2 separate regions of the Homo sapiens genome follow, and region 2 is linked to region 1. A link is an interaction called in ENCODE POLR2A ChIA-PET data of the cell type or tissue named here. Cell type or tissue: PC-3. All regions are shown on one strand. Each heading gives the region's core, and the rest is flanking DNA. Links, peaks and the distances in the headings are about the cores only.

Region 1 (2,500 bases), core at 1-2,500:
TGGGGGGGAGGTTGTTTTTTTTTCTGAGACAGTGTCTTGCTCTGTTGCTCAGGCTGGAGTTCAGTGGCGCCATCTCTGCTCATTGCAACTTGCTGCCTCCCAGGTTCAAGTGATTCTCCTGACTCAGCCTCCCGAGTAGTGGGACTATAGGAAGGCACCACCACACCTGGCTAATTTTTGTATTTTTAGTAGAGATGGGGTTTTGCCATGTTGTCCAGGCTGGTCTTGAACTCCTGGCCTCTAGTGATCTTCCCACTTCAGCCTCCCAAAGTGTTAGGATTACAGGGGTGAGCCACTGTGCCCAGACTCATTTTTCTTTTTCTTTTCTTTTTTTTTTTTTTATTTTTCTTTTCTTGAGACAGGGTCTCACTCTGTCACCCAGACTGGAGTGCAGTGATGTGTTCTCAGCTCACTGCAACCTCCACCTTCTGGGCTCAAGCAATCCTCCCACTTCAGCCTCCAAAGTAGCTGGGACCACAGGTGCATGCCACCATGCCTGGCTAATTTTTTATTTTTAGTGGAGATGGGATTTCACCATGTTGCCCAGGCTGGTCTCCAACTCCTGAGGTCAATCGATCTGCCCGCCCCTGCCTCCCAACATGCTGGGATTATAGGTGTGAGTACTGCACCTGGCCTAATAAATATCACTGTTAATGGTGCATGATATTTCATTAAATAGATACAGTGTACTTCGCTGAAACATTTTTGAAAATGTTTGCCAGTTCATTCAGTTGCATTCTGGTTGTTGGCAATATTTCTCTACTATCAACAGAAGGCACTGGGACAAGCATTTCTGTGCTCACTTTTTTTTTTTTCCTTTTCTTTTTTTGGAACTGGTGTGATTATTTCCTAAGGGTAAATTCTTAGAAAAGGGATGGCTGGGTCAAGTGCATGCTTCACATTTTGATACTGTTGCTGAGTTATCCTCCATCAATGTTGTTCCAGTTTACACTCCCCTTGGCAGAAAATGCATGGCTTAGTTAAGGGAAGATACTTCCTGGAAATATTCACGTTAATCCTTTCCCCTAGCTCAAGTAAAAGTACCACTACTGCCTAAGACCATGGGAACCCACCTCTTGCATCAGCGTGACCTGGATGTGAGACCTGGAGTCAAAGGAGATCATTTTGGAGCTTTAAGATCTGACTGCCCCACTGGATTTGACTTGTATAGGGCCTGTGGCCTCTTTGTTTTAGCCAATTTCTCCCATTTGGAATGGCTGTATTTACCCAATGCCTGCACCCCCATTGTATCTAGGAAGTAACTAATTTGCTTTGGATTTTACAGGCTTATAAGCAGAAGGGACTTGCCTTGTCTCAGATGAGACTTTGGACTGTGGACTTTTGAGTTAATGCTGAAATGAATTAAGACTTTGGGGGACTGTTGGGAAGGCTCGATTGGTTTTGAAATGTGAGGACATGAGATTTGGGAGGGGCCAGGGGTGGGATGATATGGTTTGGCTGTGTCCCCACTCAGATCTCATCTTGAATTCCCACATGTTGTGGGAGGGACCCGGTGGGAAGTGGTTGAATCATGGGAACGGGTCTTTCCTGTTCTGTTCTCATGATGGTGAATAAGTATCACGAGATCTGATGGTTTTTAAAAAGGGGTGTTTCCCTGCACAAGTTATCTTCTCTTGTCTGCTGCCATGTGAGACGTGCCTTTTACCTTCCACCATGATTGTGAGATCTCCCCAGCCACGTGGAGCTGTAAGTCCATTGAACCTCTTTCTTTTGTAAGTCTCCCAGTCTTGGATATGTCTTTATCAGCAGTGTGAAAATGGACTAATACAACTACTCTTCCATCTGTAAAGAAATGCCTGGTCACACTGGACTGAGGGTCTCCCAGATGCAGTAGCAGCTCAAGGCCATTGCTTGATAACCAGATGCTGGAGAAAAATGCCATAGTGCCCACAGTGACAGCGCATGCAGCCCTCCTGCTAAGGGAGGGCCAGGAGCAGTCAGGGAGAGTGATGGCAGCAGCTGGGGAGAATAGGCAGACAGAAAGCCCTATTAGTGAAGCTGGGCTGGTTCACACACGTGCTCATCAGTCTGGAAGCCCAGGAAGCCAGTGGGAGGAAATCGATGCTCTGTCTTTTGGAGGAGAGGGAGGAAGAAGGAATTGGTGAAAAAAATGATCCTCCACTATTCACTTCAACTTGATTTTCTATGCTATTAAAAATGTTATAGTGACATTAAAGGAGCTTATTTTATTTATTTATTTATTTGAGACAGAGTTTCACTCTGTCACCCAGGCTAGAGTGCAGTGGTGCAATCTCGGTTCACTGCAACTCTGCCTCCCGGGTTCAAGAGATTCTTGTGCCTCAACCTCCCAAGTAGCTGGGACCACAGGCATGCACCAGCATGCCCGGCTAATTTTTGCCCTTTTTTTTTTTTTTTTTTTTAGTAGAGATGGGGTTTCAACATGTTGGCCAGGCCATGGTGAAATAAAAACAATGCCATGATCCTAGCCATTGCTGTTTCTTTGGGACCTGCTCATACT
Region 2 (7,020 bases), core at 4,067-6,566, 430 kb after region 1:
TGACACCCAAGCCAAGATCCTTACTGTGGAGCCTGCAGAGATGCCATGATCGGTTGAGCTCTGCCTGCACTTGTTGGAGCTTCATGTGCACTGGACACAGCATATGGTACAGAAGTGACCATTGTGTGGTTCACGCCAAGAGCTTATGCCCTAAAGATGGTAACTGGGTCATCCCAGTTATTCTCATCCCCACCCTGGTCCTTGGTACACAGCAGGTGATCTATAAGTCTTTCTTGACTGCCTGCCTGCCTGCCTGTCTGTCTTCGTGAATCCATCAGAGCATCTAGCTGAGGAATCTCAGCACCAAGATATCTTGGGAATGCCTTTTTTTTTTTTTTTTTTTTTTTGAGATGGAGTCTCGCTCTGTCCCCCAGGCTGGAGTGCAGTGGCACAATCTCGGCTCACTGCAAGTTCCACCTCCCAGGTTTACGCCATTCTCCTGCCTCAGCCTCCCGAGTAGCTGGGACTACAGGCGCCTGCCACCACGCCTGGCTAATTTTTTTGTATTTTTTTGTAGAGACAGGGTTTCACTGTGTTAGCCAGGATGGTCTCGATCTCCTGACCTCGTGATCCGCCCGCCTGGGCCTCCCAATGTGCTGGGATTACAGGCGTGAGCCACCGCGCCCGGCCCTGGGGATGCCCTTTCTTACTTTATCTGCCTTGAAGGTTTATCCTCTGTTCACATTTGTTTTTCAGAGGAAGTATACCCCAAAAGATAGGGTGTACTCTGCCCTGAAGAAAGGGCAAATTCCTGTGAAGCCAGCAAGAACCTGCCTGATAGCTTGCATCCTTCTAACCTGGTCGAAGGCTAACCTTGGATTCCCCAGCTAAGCAGAGTTCCACAGCCAGGCTAGACTCTGGATTACTTTATCCCCCTGCCACAGTCACAGTTTTCCCTTGTCATGCTTGGTACAATTTGCCCATCCTGGACACAGATTCTTTTATCCTCCTTCCCCCAAAGTCAGGACAGGGAGCTCTAAATGGTAGCTTTTCCTAAAGCAGAGAGGAGTGGAGACTTAGGTTCTCACCCCAGTTCTGCCTCTACCTTGAAAAACAAGTCATTTTGCCTGTCTGGATCCTAGTTCTCTTCTGGAAAAGGAAGGCAATCCCTGTGGGGCCCTTGAGAGGCAGTGTGTGGAGAGGCTGCAGAGCTCTGCCACTAATTTCTGAGCCTTTCAATCTTGAACAGGTCACCTCAAACCTATGTTTCAGCTGCTTCCTACTCAAAATGGAAATAATAATATCCACCAAATAATAACATGTACAAAACACTTAGCAGATAGAAGATACTTAACAAATAGTAGGCTTGCTTTCATTATTTCCTGCAAGAGTTTCCTGTTAATCACCTGGTTTATTTGCATGTGCAGGCCAAACCTTTTATGATAAATTGGACCGTGTCTTGTCCTTATTGTTATTGTTCCACATAGTTTCATTTTGCCTGATATTATTTGGGGTTTAGAAATTTTTTTTGGCTGGGCGCGATGGCTCATGCCTGTAATGCCAACGCTTTGGGAGGCTGAGGTGGGCGGATCATCTGAGGTCAGGAGTTTGAGACCAGCCTGGCTAACATGGTGAAACCCTGTTCCTACTAAAAATACAAAAAAAAAATTAGCCGGGTGTGGTGGTGCGTGCCTGTAATCCCAGCTACTCAGGAGGCTGAGGCAGCAGAATCGCTTGAACCTAGGAGGTGGAGGTTGCAGTGAGCCGAGATCGTGCCATTGCACTCCAGCCTGGGCAACAAGAGCAAAACTCCACCTCAAAAAGAAAAAAAAAAAAAAAGGCCAGGCATGGTGGCTCATGCCTGTAATCCCAGCACTTTTGGAGGCTGAGGCAGGCGGATCACAAGGTCAGGAGTTCGAGACCAGCCTGACCAACATGGTGAAACCCCGTCTCTACTAAAAATACAAAAATTAGCCAGGCTTGGTGGCGCACACCTGTAATCCCAGCTACTTAGGAGGCTGAGGCAGGAGAATCGCTTGAACCTGGGAAGCGGAGGTTGCAGTGAGCTGAGATCGTGCCACTGCACTCTAGCCTGGGCAACAGAGCGAGACTACATTTCAAAAAAAAAAAAAAGAAATCTTTTTGTGTGTAGGATTCTGATGTTGTAAAGAGATAAAGATTGATGCTGTCAACTTCTGGCCTGAGTGGGCAGTGTGCATAGCTGCAGTGTTCTAATAGCCTGTTTTCTCCTTTCTGTCTCTCCAGCTGTCCCTGGGACACCCCAGTATGTGGACGAGCAGTTCCTGTCACGCCTCTTCCTATTTGTGGCCCTGGTGATCATGTTCTGGCTCCTGATTGCCTAATGCTGGGCTCCTGCCTACATCCGTGGCAGGGCTCTGGACTGGTGACGTGCCACCCCAACTCCTGGTGTTTGGCTTCCTGGCTAATCTTGACTCCTGGAATCAGTGGGATCAGTAACACATCAAGGAGTCTTGTTTCTTCATCAGAGCTTTGGAACTCGAGACCAGTTGGCGATGACCCCTGAATATCGCCACCGCTGTAAACACTCTATAACTTCAGGCCTTGGCATTGAGTCATCTCTCATGGGTGACACCATGAAATCTTGTTTCAGCCAGTTCTGCAGGTCCTGACTCTGCAGAGGGAAGAGGCAGAAAGAGAGAAACTGTCAGAGTATAATTTCACCTGAGTTTAATATTACAGAAACAAAGGGATGCACCAAATGGTATTTCTGGAAATTTTCATGTCTTTAAATACCCCTTGGTAAGTTGCTTCTGAAGCCAGTGGGGGCTCCTCAGATAGAGAGGTTCCCCTTTCAAATCCCAGTGCCGCTCTGTTCTCTTTCCTTCCCCTCCCACTCCCCCTCTTCTTCCTCTGTAGAGATGCAAGAAATTGCTGTCCCATAAAAATCATAATTGCAGTAGCTAAAGCTGGGGTCACTTCGTGAATTCACCAGAGACTCAAAGATCTTTTATTGGCTCTGGGCTGTGCTCAGTGTCTTTGGCCTCAGAGAACAACTTGAATGACTTCCTGGTTTCCTGGCATAAATTATTCCTGGTGAGACATGTGGCTTAACTCACAGGTTTCCCATCAGCTTTCTCCCTAAAACTATGTTCATCTGCCTCTCTCTGCCAGAGAACATACAGCCGAGAATACTGCCGAAGCTGAGACTGACTACTGTGCATTAGGAAAGACCTGGAGTCAGGACTTTGGTGGGATTTGGAGCTCCGAGGCAGTAATAACTGAACAAGCAGCCCTGTCCCCTAGGCTGCAGAAGCTTGAATGCATCCTCTCCCAGAACCTGCCACAGGAAACTGGGGGCTTTGTCAGGTCAGCCCAACTGCATGCAAAAGACCACCATCCTCAGAAGCCAAGTTGTCTTTTATGAAGAGGCAAGGAAAGGGGAAACCCACATGTGACCCTGATTTTGGTATGGCTTGATAGAGTTCCCTGAAAACTCCTTGTATGTGTGCTAAAACCAGGGAAGCATGTGACTGCCAAGCAGGCAACCCCTGATGATTTGTAAAGCCAGGTGGCAGGGCCTTGGGGAGCCCCAGCACAATGATATTGTGTGGTCTTCCCTCCTGTGGAATCGAGGGGAAATTATTCTTCCCAATACCTTGATTTGATTTTCAGTTTCATAAGCTTCTTCCTCTGAATCTTATTGAGGGACTATGGTACCAAGCAGGTAGGACTGTTCACCTGGTGGAACAGTTCTTGCTCTGCCTTCTAGGCTTCATCCCAGAAATCCAGCCTCTTTCTGGAGACCCCAAAGCTGGAGGGAGATGGGCTTTCCTCTGGGCCTCTCTCCTACTTTGCCATCCACACTGCTCCTGGCTAACCCCAGCAATAACCAACAAATGGTAGGAAGCCCCATCTATTGCTTTTTCTCAATTATGACTGCATAGTTTATGGAAACAAAGATCTTGAGGAAGATGAGGGAAGCCCTCCCCTCTTCACAGTCCCCATCTCTTCTCCTTTGTACCTGTCAACACCAGAGTTCAGTGTTTAAACAGACAAAATATAAAGTATTGAGTAGGTGGTTCATATGCCGAATCCACTTGGTAGGAAGAAACCACCAGCTTTATAGTGTGCCTGATAGATTTTAAACATTCCTGGGCACCCACTCAAGAGTGCTCTTTTTATCACCTTCTGGAAATCCGCAAAGTTGCAGGGGCCTCTGGAGTGTCTCTTCTCTAGAGAGAATTGGTGGGACCCCCCTCAGTGCAGTGGCCCCAACTAGTGGAGGGAGAGAGGACTTAAGTCAGATGGACTCAACAGAAATGGGTTTCCAGAAGAATAATGAAAAGTTGTGGGTAGGAAAATGAATCATTTGGACTCTTCAATGAAATGGAGTGAGCCCAGGAGAGCTCAGCCAACAGAGGCACTCTGGGAACCTGTTAGTAAAGCCAGGCTGGCCAAATGCCATTTGATTTTGAACCTCGTAGGTCCCCACTCACCCTCTGCCAGGAGCTAAGTAAGGCAGGAGAGCTGACTTGGGACTCCTGGCTCGGCCCCAACAGGGAGCCCCCTTCCCACCATCCCTCGGCAAGCTCACCACCTCATCCTTCTGCCAAGGCAGCTTTCCTTTCTTTTGTGTGTTTTCTGTGTTCTTAGCCTCCACCCTCCTCCTGCCACCCTTGTGGACTAGGACCAGGTCCTGACCCCAGTCAGAAAATGATGATATGTACAGTGGCACACCTTAACCAGTCACTAATTTTCACTGTTGTGAAAGTGATTTGATTTAGAATTAAACAAATGGTTTTACATTACTATGAGCTTGGACTTCTTGTCTGTGTTGTGGAGGGCGAGTGGGTGGGGAGTAGTCACACTGGTATGCCCTCCTGGAGGCTCCTGTGCATCCTCCGTAATGTCACACTGAGAACGAAAGTCTTCAAAGAAGCTGGGCATGACTTATGCCTGTAGTCCTAGTTACTCTGGAGGCTGAGGCAAGAGGATTGCTTGAGCCCTGAGTTTCAAGGCTGCATTGAGCTATGATCATGCCACTGAACTCCAGCCTGGGTGACAAAGCGAGACTGTCTCTTAAAAAAAAGGAAAGAAAGTCTTTAAACGACTATTGATAATTAGAGATGATAAATGTAGGCTGGAGGCCTGGCTTCATACACAGCCTTGCCCAATATAAAACCTGTCTGACAGGCAGCCCCAGTCCTGACAAGTACATGGCATTCCTGAGCTTCGTAAGTGACAAGCTGCCACAATAGAGCTTAGCTTGTCACTTATCAGAGCCTTTAGAACAATCAGGTTACTCACTGTCAGCGTCTCTCCATCTGTTTAGTAACAGGGCAGGTGGGCTGTCAGCCAAGTCCTCTCTCTCGAGCAGAAGGTGTGTCCCTCCCTAAGGTTCCTTAGTAGCAGGGTGTAGTGTGAGATGGAAGATGTTGCTGAGGTTACAAATCTGGCCCAGCCTCAGCCTTCCCAACATGCCAGAGCTACAAGTAATTCCTCTGAAAAGAGCTTTTTTTCTTCCTCTTAGATTTTGATCTAACAGTTATCAAATTGAATAGTACCAAGATACAGTGGGGAATGCAAAGGTGAGGGAACTTCAGGAGCTCATAAGCCCAATGAGAAAAGACCAGGTTTTTTTTTTTTTTTTGAAAGATTTTAATTTTAGGCCAGGCATGGTGGCTTACACCTACAAACCCCAGCACTTTGTGAGGCTGAGGTGGGAGGATCGCTTGAGGCCAAGAGTTTGAGACCAGCCTGGGCAACACAGGGAGACTCCATCTCTACAAAAATAAAAAATATTAGCCAGGCACAGTGGTGCATGCTTGTGGTCCCAGCTACCCGGGAGGGAGGCTGAGGTGGGAAGATCACCTGAGCCTGGGAGGTCAAGGCTGCAGTGAGTTGTGATCATGCTAGTGCATTCCAGCCAGGGCAACAGACCCTTTTAGAAACAGGGTCTTACTCGGGTGCCCTGGCTAGAGTGCAGTGGTGTGATCACAGCTTACTGCAGCCTGGAACTCCCGGTCTCAGTAGGTTCTCCCACCTCAGCCTCCCAAAGTGTTGGAATTACAGGTTTAAGCCACCATGCCCGGCCTTAGGTTTTTGTTTTCGATGGGGAAAAAAAAAAAAAAACAGTAGTAGAACAGGACAATAAAGCCTCCATGTAGCCATAACCCAACTCCAGTAACTATCAACTCAGATCAGTCTTGTTGCATCTATACCTCCCGCACGCTGTTCCTCTCCCACTGTCTGAACTATTCGGAAACAAACCCCAGTCATGTCATTTATTAAGTATTTCGATATGCATCTCAAGTATTTTAAAAACAAGCAAAATATGCCGGGCACGATGGCACACACCTGTGATCCTAGCACTTTGGGAGGGTGAGGCGGGCGGATTGCCAGAGCTCAGGAGTTTGAGACCAACCTGGGCAACATAGTGAAACCCCGTCTCTACTAAAATACAAAAAATTAGCCAGGCGTAGCGGTAGGCGCCTGTAGTCTCAGCAACTCGGGAGACTGAGGCAGGAGAATCGCTTGAACCCGGGAGGCAGAGGTTGCAGTGAGCCGAGATCGCACCAGTGCACTCCAGTCGGGGCGACAGAGCAAGACTCCATCTCAAAAAAAAAAAAAAAGCAAAATACCTTTAAAAAATTTCTTAAAATCATCATATCCAATCACATTGTTCAGATTTCCCTAGTTGTCTCATAACTTGTGTAGTTTCAATTGAGATCCAAATCAGTTTCATACATTGCTATTATTTGTCTCTGAATTTTTTTTTTTTTTTTTTTTGAGACAGAGTTTCACTTGCCGCCCAGACTGGAGTGCAGTGATGCGATCCCAGCTCACTACAGCCCCCGTCTCCCGGGTTCAAGTGATTCTCATGCCTCAGCCTCCTTGGTAGCTGGGACTACAGGCGCCCGCCATCATGCCTGGCTAATTTTTTGTTTTTTTGTGTGTGTGTTTGTGTGACAGAGTCTCGCTCTGTTGCCCAGGCTGAAGTGCAGTGGCGGGATCTCGGCTAACTGCAAGCTCCACCTCCTGGGTTCACACAATTCTCCTGCCTCAGCCTCCCAAGTAGCTGAGACTACAGGTGCCCGC

The links. Peaks named below come from ENCODE experiments on the same cell type or tissue, not always from the same donor. Only the 100,000 strongest peaks of a DNase experiment are listed, where the experiment ranks them.
Region 2: POLR2A ChIA-PET joins it to region 1 with 13 read pairs; 1 of 35 experiments calls an interaction of 5 or more read pairs at or near these places.

The regions. Positions count from the first base shown.
Region 1 is chr22:30,775,789-30,778,288 of GRCh38, forward strand. All of the region lies in intron 2 of OSBP2 (oxysterol binding protein 2), which reads left to right. Among named protein-coding and RNA genes, the nearest start is that of MIR3200, 45 kb to the left of the region's middle. In PC-3, for the core only: no CTCF peak of the experiment used is centred there; no DNase peak of the experiment used is centred there.
Region 2 is chr22:31,202,284-31,209,303 of GRCh38, forward strand. RNF185 (ring finger protein 185) reads left to right here. Exons shown (of 7, transcript NM_152267.4): 7 at 2,206-4,736. The coding sequence ends at 2,303. Among named protein-coding and RNA genes, the nearest start is that of LIMK2, 6.5 kb to the right of the region's middle. In PC-3, for the core only: no CTCF peak of the experiment used is centred there; a DNase peak (open chromatin) is centred at 5,198; H3K27ac peaks cover 316 bases.